Regions from separate parts of the Mus musculus genome. Here all the other regions are linked to region 2. The links are chromatin loops, found by intact Hi-C in ENCODE. Cell type or tissue: left cerebral cortex. All regions are shown on one strand.

Region 1 (5,000 bases), 1.0 Mb after region 2:
GTTTCTGGATGGCCGAACGCCAAAAGCGACAGCAGCAAATCGCACCAGCTGACGCAGCGGCGGCCAATGGGAAAGAGCGCCGGAGCCCGCTCCCCGGGGACCGCGGCGACCGAGGCAGCAAAGTTACAAACAGCCCCCAGCCCGCCCGCCCGCCGCCCGCCCGGCAGATTAATGGGCACACACAGCCTGCCCGCCCCGCTCTCCCCCACACATCCCCAAACGCCAGCGGCGGGCACGACCCGGGCAGAGATGTGCAAATCTCTGCACTAGTGCCCAGGTCAATGAGCAGGCCTGCTCTTTCCTTTTTTGCCTTCATGGGTTTTGCTGGGTTTCCTCCCCAAACAGGAAACCTGACAAGCCCGAGCCAGGGGGTGGTGACACGGATGGTTTTGCTTAGAGCCTCCTGTCCCAGTCAGACCCTGGGTCACACCTCCCCTTGTGCTCCCTTAATCATGGGTGTGGGTTCTTGAATGGGAAAAGGGGCTCTGAGAAGCCAGGCCTTCACGCTCTGCTTTTGAACTGTATGCTTTAGGGGTTCCCTGGGCGCCTTATTCCCTCCCATTCTTATTACAGGTTGGGCCTTACTGCCCTAAAGCTGAAAGATCAATCCTCACTGACCAGGCCCACACCAAAGCCAGGGCCTTCCTACAGCCCCTTCTTCTCAGTACCGCCCTCCATGTGTGGTTCTTCTGCAATGGTCCGTGCCTGTGTGGGCTTAAAGCAAATACCTACACCGGCTGTGCACTGCATCCTGTCTTTGAACTTAGAGAAAGGAAAGGCTAAAACTCATGGTTTTCCACAAGAAATGATCTACAGAAGGGTGTTTGTGAGACCGGAGCAGAAAGCCATCCGTGGGGCATGACTCCTCTCACCCAGCTTCAAGCATCCCAGGACTCCCTAAGTTACTGGACCTGCTTAGTGCAGCTACGGAAAAACAACCGGATACAGTATCTCCCAGTCTCATTCCAGAAGCAGGAGAGACACGGGGACCTTGGTTGAGCAGGGCACGGAGTGCAGCTTCTGGAGCCCAGAGCTTCACTCAAAGGATCATTAATGGACTTGGTTTCAAGGTCACACGGAGATGGGCACGGTCGTGTCGCAAGCATACCCACTTGTCCCCTACCTTCCCACCCTAAACTACTCCTGCTGCTACAGTATCTCTAAAACCAGATCTGTCACCCTGTCACTTGCTCCAGGATCCTGAATTACCTTGACCATCGGCCCAGGCCTGGGGATACTCAGACAGGATGTGGAAAGCCTGTTTCGGGCTTGCCTGTACGTGGATCAGGGTCATTTTGTTAAAGAAAAACGCGATATCGGTTTGAAGTCACTTTTATGACTGTTTGGGCTAGAATTAGCTTAAAAAAAACCAATTCTGTGGGTGTCTAAGAGATCTAGCTGGGGCTCAGGAGGTTGTGTGTAAGATCTGTAAAACCCTGACCCTTGTGAACTGATGGGGATCGGGCTTGGGGGAGGTGACACTTGGCAGTGGTCCCGTAGGAATCTATTGCAGAGTTCTTTAATCTCTTCCTTGCTTTTCGATCCCCCCCCTTTCTCCCCTCAAAAGAGGAAAATTGAAAAAGGACTTGCCTAAGATCGGCCTCCAGAGAGCCCGTGAAGGCACACCAAAGGAAGGCTGTACCACAGGCCTTGTGTTTAACGTCTTTATCTCTCCAACCCAAGAAAGTTTTTTTTTCCTTTGTATATAAATGAGCTGTTCAGGAGAGAATAAAATTTTACGTTTCTCACAGAGAGGATGCAATATGTGGGAAATGAATAACTCAGGAAGAAAAGAAAGGTGGATTTTTTTTTTCTTAAAAGGCTGTTTGAAGAAAATAAGTTTGAGTTATTGGTTCTTAAACAACAAACAATCAGATAACAATTATTTCCAGCAATACTGTTGGAAATGAAAGTAGCCATTTCCCAGGTGCTAATTGTTCACATCTATCAGTTCTCTTTGACGCAGCTCTGTCTCACACAGAGTTGGAGCTGATGACAGCTTGCCACCATTATTGCTATGGTTTGATCTGAATTTTAGACTTAATTGTCTCAGCCAATAAAAGAATTTGTTTTCTCACCTAGAAGCCAGAAAATGTATTTCTAGCTTCTGTAAACATTAAGGTGGAAAAAATATTAAGTTGAAATCTTAACATGTAAGCCCAGGCTAGTGTGCATTTAAGTTAGCAGTCAATCTATCTATTCTTCCATATACATGTATATAAACATATGTATAATATATATATGGAGAGAGAGCGCGTCCTGACAGAGTGGAGACCAGGAACTCCACACCTTCAATAGAGCCTCATCCTGAGATGATGAGAATAATCACCGCAGGACTCTGCTAGCTCACAGCCACACAGAAAACTTACCTTTTATCTTCTCTTCAAAGAGGGTAAGATGGCAGTAGGGTCACACAGTTTTGCCCTTTCCCTGGCTGCCCATTGAGCCCCTCCACTTCTGCCAGCCTGGAGCCTGGCTTGCAGGTGTGTGGGAAGACCCAGAAGGTCCACCTCCATCCAGTCAAATCTCTAGGCCAGAACCCAAAGCACACAGGTGTGGGCCTCTGTCAGTTACCAGCCCTCTCCTGGAGCTGCCTTCCATGCCATAGCCAATCCTCAGGGCCAGTCAGGTCAGCAGGCCTCGGAACTACAAATGGTCTCTCCGATGTCAGAATCCCAAAGCCAAAGCGTTCCCCAACTGGCGTGAGCCCTCAGGACGCCTTTGGGACGCGCAGTTTGGACAGAAGCAGCCATGACCAGCCAGGCGGCCTGTACAAACAGTCTCCATGGTGCTGGGTTAGGGGAGAGGGAAGGACCCGAATCTATTCCAGCGGCTGAGCTTTCTGTCATGGGTAGCCGAAGCAAGAAGATTTCACAGCCAAATAAACCCTTGGAGACTGCCCCTCAGGTCCCCTTTTGTGCCCCCCTTCCCCTGCTTCTGGGGATTCTGAGGGGCCCGTACAGCAGTCGCGCCAGGCTCAAAGAGGCGGGACGCTGCTGGCGCCGGTCCCGGCGACGGCCACAGCGTGGCAGCAGCGAGCTCCCTGTTCGGTCGCAATAAATAATCCGCCTGCGGCAGCCGCAGTCAGGCAGCCAGCGGCCCTAGGAGGCAAATGCGGCGCTTTATCTGCCCCTGCCCGGGGCGCATCCACAGAGCTGTCCGGCGGCAAACATTCCAAGCATCTACACGTCCTTCTTAATTGTCTGGCCTAGGCCGACATACTATCTTGAGATAGGAAAACAGCAGCAGCAACAACAACCAAAAACCAAATAAACAAAAAAGAACCATAGCCAGGGAACTCGCGACTGATGCTTGGGTAGCTCTGTCTCCCGGGGGCAAATCTAACCTGGTCAGACCCGCTTTCAGGCCCACCCACCATGACTGGTGCCACCGTGCCATGCAAAGCCATTGCTAGGCCCGCAGCTCTTAGTGCTGTCTCGCTGCTAGCTGTAGTCCTCTCGCTGGAAGCCGGGGAGGTGGAGGACCGTGGACACCAACCTGCCACTGTACTTAGGTGGCTTGGGACTGCGACCCTGCTATTGCCCAGACACCATTTTGCAACCTTCCCTCAGAAACCTCAGATGTGCTCCTTCCACCTGCGTCAACACAGCAGCCCCTGCACGGAAACATCACCCCCTCACCTTAGCACCCAATTAACTCGGTTCTCTCCTCCAACACAGAATTCCACACACGCATCTAGCCCCTCTTCCAGGGCTCGAGAAATCACTCTAACCAGAAAACCGGGCAAACGAAGCAGGCAACCATCGGAGAACTCTGAATTAGTAAGTTTTGTTTCTGTGTTTGCTTCCTTTCCTAGCCCCCACAGGAAAAAACAGTGTGCCGAAGCTAACAAAACGCCCGTGCTACTTTGCTCGCCTCTCCGTCCTCGTTCCCAGGTTGGGAACTACCTCTGGCTATTGGGGAAGTCAGTTGAATCAATTGGGTCACGAATGAAATAATCCCAAACCCCAGAGGCCAGTAGGGAACAGTAGAATGCCAAATGACTTCCTTTGGGGCTTCCCGAGGGTCACTGGGGAATGGAGGGGGGAGGGGGCGAAGACCCAAGCGGTGCTGCGCCGTGCCAAGGCGCTGTGCCACAGAGGGAAGGCTGATCCGCCTTGAGGGAGGAGGGAAAAGGAGTGATTGTAGGTGGTGGCGGTAGTGGGTGAGAATGAGTGACGTGTTTGGACTGTGGTGTATATTGGGGCTGAAAATGAAAGGACAGTACTGAAAGAGCGTGAAAAAGGCCCCTTTTCAAAGTCGTTCCTGGTGCCCTCTCTTACCACTGTAGTACCTCACCCACCTTTGCCCTGTCTCCTTCCCACAGGTCTCACCTTCAGACCGCGGCTCCCAGAAGCTTCTGCCTCTCTGACAGCTGTCGCTTCGGCAGCCCAAGAGACGAATTGTCCTCCTTCCTGGTGCCAGAGGACGCAGGAAATTAGCCAGGTTGCAAGTTGCAAAGCAGCGGCGGCTGCTCCAGGAACTGGACGCGCTCCACCTCCAGCGACAACGGCTGGCCTGGGCCTGGCAGCGGCTTCCCCTCGCTCGCCATCGCCGGACAAAGCGCAGCCCAGGCAGGCTGGCAAGGCAGAGCTCCGAAGCACGCAGGATGGAGCGGAGCAAAAGAATGCGGCTCTATTCTCGCAAGGGAAATTATAAAAAAGTTCATGTTCACGGTTCCTATCCACATGACCGACAGCGGCCAATGGAAGGGCCGAACAACTCATAAAGTTGTATTGCAAAGTTGTAAATTTTCATAAACAACAACGGATTTATGACCCTTTCCCCATCACTAAGAGGAGGCGGCTCTTACACAGACGCCATCTTACCACCGAGTCTGTCCCGATTTGGGGCTGCAGGTTTTTCAGACCCTTTTAGGTCCGATTTTATTTAAAAAAAAAAAAAAAAAAAAAAGTCCTAAGAAACTGGCCCAGCCTAGTCAGGGGATAAGAATGGAGACCTTCGCGGGCCCAGCTCAGGATGCTCTAAGCTACTTCCAC
Region 2 (5,000 bases):
GGCCCTCCTAGAGGATCTGTGGAGGACCGGGCACAACAATCTGACTCAGCGGGAAATGCCTGCAGCTAGGACTGCACCCCACCAGTGTCAGCACCCACCACCTCGCCATAGGTCTCTTTCACCTTAGCTCTCTTCCTTCTCCTTACACCTCATTTCTTTCTTTCTCTCCCCCCCTTCCTTTCTCTCTCTCTCTCTCTCTCTCTCTCTTTCTCTCTCCATCCCTCTCCCTCTTTCTTTTTTCTATGTGTCTCTGTCTCTGTGTGTCTCTGTCTCTGTGTGTCTCTGACTGGCTCACTCATCCACGCACGCGCACTTGTTTCCCCCTGGCTGTCAATCACACCCGCACACCCTAGAACGCTTGCGCACTGGAAAAATCCAGCCTCCCACCAACCCCACGCCCTTTCTACTCGTCACCCTGCCATATTGACCAATAAGAGCATGGATCTGGGGGCGGACTTCGAGAAATAAACCAATGAGAGAGCGATTGGAAGCTAAGGCTCAAGAGAAGTAAATCCTTCGTGGTCCGCATTGAGTCGCTTGGGCGATGATTTATGCGCCCCTTTTATTATTTGTAACACTTTGGGAAGTTATTAAGAGGAAGATCTACTGCTTCCTCTTTTGGGGGTGGAACTGGATAGTAATATTTGTCACTGGCGGGTTTTAGGGTAGAGTGGTGCGAGGTGGAAGGCCGTCGGAGACTGGTTTGTTTTGTGGGTACTGTTTTTCATTACACGACAGATTACCCTTTTCATTACAAGCTGTAGACAGGGCCAACTTCGAAGGTCTTCTTGGCTGAATGATCTTGGATTACTCAGAGAGCTGAAACCTGATGCCTTTTGACTTGCCTGTCTATACCCCCGGCACTAGAAGGAGCCATTTGGGGAAGATGTTGCAACCTCTAGTTGCAAGAGAAAGTAAACAGACTCCCCTCACTCAGGTCCCCTCCCGAGCACCGAGCAAATCTCCTTGTGCTTTTCCCGCCTGGATGCTCATTAAGTCTTAGTTGACTCTGAGGCGGATGCAATAAAACATGGATGGTTTCAGAACCCCAAACAAACCGAGTTTCTGTTTTACTCTCAGCCGGACCACACCCCCTGCCTCTCCACTCTCCCCCCACCCCCACCCCCCCAAGGAAATTGCATTTTCAACTAGCGCCTCCGGGAAAGAACTGCGGGAGACGATTCCGCTCGGAAGCTTGAATGTCGGGGAGGGGGGAATAAAGAGCAGCGTGGAAAGAGCACCCCACAGTCCCGGGCCCTGGAAGACTGGAGAGCTAAGAGGACCATCCAGGAATCCGCACTACCCGGAGGTGTGATGAGCTAAGCGAAGTTAGCACTCGCCCAGAGATGAAGGCCAAGCACCTCAACCTAGCCCTCTTCCCGGGAAGGCCAGCCTCCCTGGGGGACTAGGCTAAGGGCTTTGGATGGGAAGAAAGTGCCAAAGAAAAGAAGAGTTACAGATTTGCTACCTCTGATCTCCCAAACAGAAAGTGGATGTTCAAACGTTAAACACTATTCCCGGAGGACAGGGATGGGGGAGGGGTCTTTCTGTTTCTAGACCACTGACAGGAACTCGGTAGCTAGTGTCAAAAGATTTCTATTTGAAATTAAGAAAAACAATGCAAAAGGGCTTGTTAGGGCATAGGCGAGGGGAGAAGAGACAACCGGAGTAGGAGGAGAGCGATGGAAGGAACAGGAACTGTTTGATCCTGGGAGTGGACGGGAGGAAAACAAAACAACGCACTTCAAAGCTCGGGGCCTAATCCTCCTCAGGTTAATTTCTGCTTCCTAAAACGTTGATAAGCACCATAAATCACTCGACCAACCCCCACCTCGCTGATCTTGCCCGGAGGGTACTCTCCCCCTGGTCTGCCCCCAGGGGCTCGATGAGTCTCCTGTGCTCAGACCTGGGCCTCCAGGGTGGGAGACATTCCTGGGTTTTGGGCTGCGGGATGAGTGCACGGGAATCAGCAGACAGAAAGGTGCTGGAAGAGGTGCGGGCCTGACCTTGGAGGAAGTGGAGTGCAGATGCATTCTGTCTGACCCTGGGGGTTGTCTGTCTGGCGCGCTGTTTGAAGGAGGTTACAGCTTGTTTAAAGATTTGCAAAACTGAGGAGCCGCAAAGATTAGAAATGCCAGCCTGAGATTTATCAAATGACTTCCGGTAGCAGAGCCGGGTTTAAACCCAGGCGGGCTTGCGTCTCCTGATGGCGAATTCTGGACCTGGGCCACTGTGCAGGACTGGCCAGGTGCGCGAGGAGGAACACAGAAGCGATGGGGCCAGAAAAGGGTCTGCCTTAGGTCCCCAGGGGGCTCACTTTAAGTCCCAGTCTTAGCTGTGTCAAGCTAAGTGAATGTCAAGCCAAAACCTCTCCACAGGCCTTTCTGAGCAGAGCGCCTCTCATCCACCCGCGCCGCTGTCTGCAAATGAACCAAATACCTTGAAATTGATAGATGCTAGGGGTGTTGTCCCTGAATTCCCCCGCTGGCCTTCCTTGCTTGAGGAGGAATCCAGGCCTGGATGTACTATCTGGAAAAAGCTAAAGGTGTTTTAGGACTAAACACTTGTGTTCAGAGCAGGCATATTGTTTAAATAAAATGTTAAAATAAAATAAAACATGACTAAACAAAATGCTAAATAAAACGAAACATGTCAAAAGTCTGAGACATGCATCACGGGGTGGGGGGTTAAGAGTAGGCTCATGCCTAAGTTCAGAGCCAGCCCGGTCTACATAATAAGAATAAATAAATACTTAAAGGAAGAAAAGAAAGAAAATGAGAGCTGAGACAAATTGAGTGTTGAGTGCATAAAGAGCTTTAGCTTATGGGATACTTGGGATTGTGGCAGTCTTGCAGGAGAGGGCACAAATCCTTCCCTCTATGAATGACTGTGTCCCTAGACACGCCTCAGGTGTGCAGATCAAATAGCTCCCCTACACTTACTGCATGCACCAGCAAACCTCTCCGATTAACAAAGATACTACAGCAGTGGGCCGACTGGCCTAAAACAAATATCTAAAGGATCAAGAAAACCAAAATGGAGGGGAGAATCCATTACTGAACCTTAGTGAAGTCCCTTCTTTGCCTTGGAAAATTCAGGGGATGCAAATGTCCCTGGATATTATTAGATACTGAGATGTACATCCAAAAATAAGAAAAAGAAAGACAGACAAAAGAGAGATCAAAGCGTTTGTTATCTCCGATAAATAATTACTTTGTCACACGTGTAGATATTCTTTTGTCCTCAAAAGAGAAGGTGATGTGATTGTCTATAATGCTACAGGCTCAGACCCAAAGGACTACGTTTCCACCTTGGGAAAAAAAAATAACTCTAAACAAAATGTTAACGGTTTTCAATATTACATCAGCAGCTAGTAATAGCGTTAAATCCTGGTATGTGGGGGCTTGAAAAATTGTTCCTCTCCACTCCCTTCCCCCCACAAGTGAAAACTAATCTGGTCTCCAAAATAGAATATTCTTGATCTACCAACAAGGGACAGAGGACAAGGGACTGTAAAGAGAAGACCTACTGCATGTTCTACTGAAACATAAGGATCAAAAGCAAAAGGAAAAAAGGAAAAAAGAAAAAAAAAAACAATGACAAATTTGAAGAGATTTTCAGTCACATCTGTCCCAGGTGTCAGATCTCTCTGCTTGTGCTTTGGTTTTGGTTTCTGCAATGATCCACCAGCCCTGTGGTGCATATACTCCAGCGATGCAGCTGCAGCAATGCAACGCTGTCTCGGTCCCTGGGTCAGGTGTGAAGGCTGCTAAGAAGCCTGGAGAGCCAAGACCCAGAAACCCCTGAGCCCGGCGTGCAGGCTTGCAGAAAACCATCGGGTTTCTTGGTTTCTTGGTTTGTTTGTTCAATCCCAGCCCTGCATGGCCAATTGCTGGTAAATATTCTTTGGAATTAAAATGATTCACTAACAACCAGTGCTCTTTTGGGAGGATCCTGGTCTATCCAAACCAAAAAAAAAAAAATGTGACTTTTTCTTTTTACATTTAAAGTAAATGTAAACGTCAAAACAAAAATGTAAATGTGTTTACATTCCTGAAGACCTGGGCGAGTTTCACACTTTGGCTCAGGTTCCTGCTGAGCCAGAGGCCTGCACTTGGATCAAGAATTCTCAAGATCTGGTTCTCCATTTTGAGGGGACTCAGCTCTGAGGTGCCTTTATTCATTGCTGTGGTACAAAGGTTTGGTTTTTTTTTTTTTTTCTTTTCTTTTAAAGGAATAGGAACCTATTATTTACATCCGTTCCTTGAGCAGATATTTATTATCTGTAGGAATATTTAAGGGTTTGTAGTGGGCCAGCCACCTCTGACAGGAGCCATCACCTCACACTTCAAGCTAATGGACCACACGGTGGCCACATTTAATTTATTAGGGTGAGAAGTTACTGCAGGGGAGAAGGCCTTAAAGAGAAGGTCTTTTCTAAGAAGAGAAGACCTGGCCCACCCTGTACCTACAGCTTAGATTATATTTTTGCCTCAGAATAACACAACCACACACGATTCAAAATGTGAAAACAGTTTCCTTACAGTTTGATTCTGATCCGGGGCCCACTGATGCTCAGGAGTCTGAATGCTAGCAAATGGAATACTAAATTTTGGGTGCACGTTGTTGAATCACTAATTTTAATAATAGAGATAACACTGCAAGTCTGGCCAGGTGTGGTGCATGCCTGTGAGATTCCAGTTCTGGGGTGCATGGAACAGAAGGATCAAGAATTGGAGATTAGCCTGAACTATACAGGGAAACCCCGTCTTCAAATAATCAAGTAAATTCTAAGAATAAAATAAATAAGTAAATAAACAAAAGGTCTGTTCTCACCATCCACAGAAAAAAGGAAATTATTAAGAGAAACTGTAGTTGAAAATTACACCAAGCACTCCAATGTTCACACTGAGCCGAAATAGAGGAACCTGAGAAGGCAGTATAATTAGCAGGGAACTTTGCAGGATTTTTCACTTCATTAAGGCAATAGATCAAAACAA
Region 3 (5,000 bases), 1.1 Mb after region 2:
CATAAATAAATCCAGGTCCTGAGAATGAAATAACAAATCTGTTTGTACCCAAAAGTCATTCTCAATGTTTTTGGGGTTCTCAGCTATCTAGGGGGCTGTAGTGCTGGATTGAGGCTTCATGAAGGAAAGTGAACACAGCTTCAATGTGTCCAGCATTAACACAGTTTCAGAAATTCTCCCATTCATATATTTATGAATAACTAGAATTTTTTTCCATGAGCAAAATTGCTTTTCTGCTTTTCTTTATGAATGTTGACATTCCATATTTAATGTGCGGGCTTTTCTTTCTTTCTCTTTGTTTGTTTGATTTTTTTGTTGTTTTGTTGTTGTTTACCAGGTTCAATCTGTCCTTAAAATATTTAAAAAAATTTTTCCCTCTAAATCCTACTATTGAGCTGGCCCTCGATCTTTAGCAGGGCAAGTATTGCGTCCTTTTGTCAGACATTTTGAAGTACCAGTGCTATTAGTTTTGTAGGGAAGGAACTGGTTCTGGCCTTAACACTGGAAGCAGCTCAGGCTCATGGGGAGTGCAAGAAGGTGCCCGTCCTACTGCCTGCACTTCACAGAGTGGGCCCTCACGGCTGCTCCGGTTGCCCTTTTTTTTTCCTGGCATGGCTTAGGAGCCCATGCTTAACAAAACTAGTGATTCATAAGCACAATTTTCGCTCACACACTTGCAAACAGGGGAAGCATCTACACGTTATGGAATTCTTTTTTACTTATCCATGGCACTGTATATTTGGGGAAAGAAAGAAACTTTTCGAGAAACAAATAAAAAGACGTTAAAATAAAATTTTAAATATGGGAGAAACGCGAGTTTTAAATCTGGCCTTCAAGATATAAGTACTTTGGTTATTTAAAACTTGTTTTTACAAAAACAAGGAGTCAGACTTAATCCCCCATGCCATTTAAGCAAATATAACGATATTTACCAGTATATTTTTGTATAATTTTGCAAAATATGCGATGAGAAGTCCCTCCTCATTTTAATGGCTAGGGGATTTTGTTGGAAAATGCCAACCAGGGGGATGCTACATTCCAAATACCGGTTGGAGACAGCAGTACCGGGCTGTCTCCAACATCCTCAGAAAAACCAAATGCGACTTCTTTGAATGGCCTTTTTTGGGAACAAAGCTTTGCGCTAGTCTGCTAGGCAGACTTCTAGGCTGCACCTACGAGAAAATCGGTAACCTCTGGCGTGCTGCCCCGGGGGTGGAGGAGAAACCCGGCTCAAACGGCCACAGACGCTGACCACCCATTGTTTCCAAGGAGAAACTTTGTTTTCCCTAGCCTACCATCTCTTTCCTCTCCTAACAGCCTTAATCCCAGCACAGCTGAGTTCCTTTCGTCTGGGTTCAGACCATATCTAACTTATTCAGATCGGAAAATGTCAGCAAAACCAAAAGATCGCCTGTGGTGAGAAGCTTGGGTGAAATGCTGGCACACGGAGCTAAAACCGACAACTTTTCCACTTAGGCCTCCCACTGCTTTCCAACCATAGAGAGCGATGGGACGGCGGGGGTTGGAGGGTGGCAAACGGGCATCACCCCAGAAACTCAATCATGGCCCGGAGCTTTGCTTAGGCGACAGCTACGTTCCCATTCCCACCTCTACTACAGCGAAATTGATAAACTTGTGGCCACTTACCTTGACTCATTTCAGAAATCACTGCCAAGGGGCAGCAGCTTCTCCACGCCGCGATGCGGAAAGGCCTAACGAAGGCGCTTTGCTTTAAATTTCAGCCTCAATCACTTCTTGAGCGCGGGGGCCCCCCCTCTTTTTGAATACGAAGGGGTGCCGGACAAGTGAAATAACGTACCGTGCTGCTCTTAGTATCAGAAGCGAACAAAGGCCAAGAATCTCGCTGGGGTTCCGGGCTCCCTGGCGGCTTTGACATTGATCGGGAGTGCGCCATCTCGTGGCGGCTGCGAGCCTAGGCGAGGCTGGAGATCCAGCCTGCGGCCCAGAAAAGGAAGCTGGCCGGGCAGAGAAAGAGCAAGAGAATGTGCCCAACCCGCTGCTATTGAGATCTCATTTTTACATCTAAGAAATTGCTGCAAAACCCCAGCCGGGTTTATAGCGGCGCATTCCAAATATGCAAATTGGCCGGCCCTGGACGGGTTTACGACCACATTGTCACAGCCATCGGAGGATGGGGCTTTTATAGGGCTCAGAAATCAAACCCGCGCCCGCCCGCCGCCTGCCTGCAAGCAGTTCTCCTGGCTAGACTCACTCTGGCAACTTGAGAGACTTTGGTTAATCTTTAACCATCCCAAAGGAAGTCTTTTCCTAAACCGAGCTTCCCTGCCCGCCCCCTTTCGCCCCCCAGGAGGGCCCTTGTGCTTCTCAGTGTGTCTGTCGATCAACCAAAGACATTCATCTAGAGGGTCTGTCCCTCTCCCCTTTCAGAAAGCTCGCTTTCTCCACCCCTGTCGCGCCAGCTAGACAAACACACAAACAAATAAACAGGGCAGGCTCTTGGAGCCTAGGGTCTCTTTCCAAATGAGACCCTCTTTGCTGCTTTGGGTCTGCCTGGGTGGCTGAAAGAGGGTGGGGTGGGCAACAAAAGGCTCTGTCCTTTCTGCCCTGCCCCTCAAGGTTATGGGTGATGTCCAAATTTAAGGCAGAAGTTCAAAGGCAGCAAACAAAGACCGAGTCCGTATCTTTCCTTGCCCAAGGGGACCGAGAGGAAGCTGGAGAGGAAGCACTCTTAGAGGTTCCCGAGAGACTCCTAGCTCTGCCTTGGTACCTAGAGCCAGATCTCTCATGCTGAAAGGACTCACAAGGTACACCCAGAGGGTTTTTATTCAGTCCTGAGGTGAGCAAGATTAGCCTGGGTTAGGCCATTGGCTATTGCAGTTACCCACAAGGCCTTCTCCGGAGCTAAGGTCAGTTGGAGAGAGGTCTCACACCATAGGCCCTGACATATCCCATCCCTAATATGCTGCCTTCCACAAGGACGTATAGCCTCAGGCTTCCTATGCTTAGCTTCAATTGCAGCTCAATCCTGATTCCATCACCTCTCGGGGGCGTGGTAACTCACCCCTTTTACTGCTAAAAGGATGCTAGCTGAGGGGAGACATTTGGCAGGAAAAAGCGGAACAGGGAGAGAGAAATGTCACACCAGGACTCGATACTCAAATGTCTACCCTTTTTATTCTTGGTATGCCCCATTGTCTCTCTCTGTGTTAAAATGTATAGGAAATGTATGTTGAGTAAGGGCCGGCCAAAGGCGCTCACTACAGACAGAACCACCAGGGATTTCTTAAGGCAGGGAGGCAGAAGAGATTCATTTGGAGAGCGCCTGGCTCCCCAGAGGACATTCTCAGGTCTTAGTAGTCTGGCTCTCAGTATGCCAGCCCTTTCCAAATGTCACAGTGTTGTAAGAGATTAAAAGACCATCCCCAGACCACTCTCCCCAGCACCCTCAAATAAGTCAGCTAATGGGGATAGGGAAAGGAGTATTGAAACACAGTAGGTTATGGTTTCTTTATTTACAGTCTTTTGAACACCATCCCTGTATGAAGCATACATTCAAATATTTTAGCAGTGAGCGAGTTTAACCTTGGAACACTGTAAACAGATAGAGCCTTTAAATATTTTTATTATCCCCACCCCCCCCTCTACATTGCTTCTTAAAATTCGCTTTGGTTCCTTCGGGGAAATATATATATATAATATAATATTTATCTTTTAAAATAGCTCCAAATCACTCTCCGGCTCTTAGAAGATTGCCAGAAGCTTCCAAGCTCAGTTCTGAGTTGATGAGCACAGAGTGCAGGGTAGGAATGAGGGATTTGGGAGGGGGGGGGGAACTTCAGCCCCTCACAGCCAAAGGCCAAGGACCCACTGGCCAGGCCTGCTGCTCTGCTGCCTGACAGACACCAAATCCAAGTTTCCTTAATGTGGTGAAGAGTTTGCCAAACTGTAGCCCTCCGCAGGCATTTCCTGTAGAGATTGAGGGGCCAGGAACCAGCACAGCCTCTGGAGTTTTCAATGTCTTCTACCCTAGGAATAGTCAGCTCTGAGATGGAAGACCCATCACCACCATTGGGAGGTAGAAAACCCAGGTAGGCTGCAGAAGGTGGCTGCTAGGAGCTCAGGTTTGGGTGCAGATCAGTGGTGGGATGATATTAATGACATCTGGATAGGTTTCTCCTTCCTCCAGGACACCCCCCTCCCACTCTCTCTCCCTTTTCACAGCCACCTTTTGGTTAACTGTCTTTCACATTACTTTTGGAAAGCAACCCCAGCCTGAATCTCTAGGAGTCATCCCCTTTCCTCCTGCTCCTATCCCCAAGCTGAACTAGGCTTGGGGCACACAGTTTCTTGACTTGGGAGACCTGGGGGTGGGCAGGCTCTGTGCAGAGGGTCTTGAGCGGGTGGCCTCCTTAGGGTTTGGCAGGGGGCCCAATCTCCAGTGACCACACCCAGCTCAAAGCTTTTGCAGGCTCTAAGAGTGAACCACCAGGGGTCCCAAACCATTCATTCTGTTGATTCACAACCCTTAGAATTCAATTACTAATAGGAAGCTTAACCACGGAGATCTGAACCAAGAGAGTTTCAGGCCCCCTTCCTATTGGACGAATCTCTGATAAGGAAACCTCTCCTCTCTCCTATATCACCCCCCTTTTCCAAGTCGCAATGTGGCTTGACCTTGTCAAGGGCAAAATCTGCATATTATTTCACATGTATGAAGCCCCCCTCCCAATTCCAGTAGGCTGGAGCCTTAGAGAAGTGGATTAGCTGAGTAGTACTGTAACCGGTCTCTGTTAATCTTTTTTTCCTTCATTCTTCTGTTCTGAAACCAGATTTTGACTTGACGGTCGGTGAGGTTGAGCATGCGGGACAGTTGCAGACGCTTCTCTTTGTTGATGTAGACGCTGAAGAAGAACTCTCGCTCCAGCTCTCGGATCTGGTATTTGGTATAAGGGCAGCGCTTTTTGCGGGTGCGTTGGCCACCTAAGGAAGGAGAGAGGCAAAGAGTGAGAGGGCGATAG

The links. A loop is a pair of places that touch in the nucleus more often than their neighbours do. Peaks named below come from ENCODE experiments on the same cell type or tissue, not always from the same donor. Only the 100,000 strongest peaks of a DNase experiment are listed, where the experiment ranks them.
Region 1: a loop joins it to region 2, with 4 times the contacts of the local background. A loop is called at or near these places in 24 of 42 quality-filtered maps.
Region 3: a loop joins it to region 2, with 4 times the contacts of the local background. A loop is called at or near these places in 20 of 42 quality-filtered maps.

What each region holds. Positions count from the first base shown.
Region 1 is chr6:52,208,706-52,213,705 of GRCm38, forward strand. It overlaps Hoxa3 (homeobox A3), which reads right to left and starts at 4,362. Exons shown (of 5, transcript NM_010452.3): 1 at 4,335-4,362. It overlaps Hoxaas3 (Hoxa cluster antisense RNA 3), which reads left to right. Exons shown (of 3, transcript NR_015611.2): 2 at 3,681-3,782; 3 at 4,328-4,892. In left cerebral cortex, a CTCF peak has its summit at 3,018; a DNase peak (open chromatin) is centred at 3,052.
Region 2 is chr6:51,172,642-51,177,641 of GRCm38, forward strand. No RefSeq gene overlaps it. Among named protein-coding and RNA genes, the nearest start is that of Gm32328, 8.7 kb to the left of the region's middle. In left cerebral cortex, no CTCF peak of the experiment used is centred here; DNase peaks (open chromatin) are centred at 395, 842, 2,481, 2,891 and 1 more place.
Region 3 is chr6:52,238,631-52,243,630 of GRCm38, forward strand. Hoxa11 (homeobox A11) reads right to left here. Exons shown (of 2, transcript NM_010450.3): 2 at 3,475-4,962. The coding sequence ends at 4,730. LOC115490410 (a long non-coding RNA gene) reads left to right here and starts at 4,605. Exons shown (of 2, transcript XR_003956437.1): 1 at 4,605-4,691; 2 at 4,812-5,000. It also overlaps a transcript of Hoxa10 not described here. In left cerebral cortex, a CTCF peak has its summit at 1,921 (motif pointing left); a DNase peak (open chromatin) is centred at 1,914.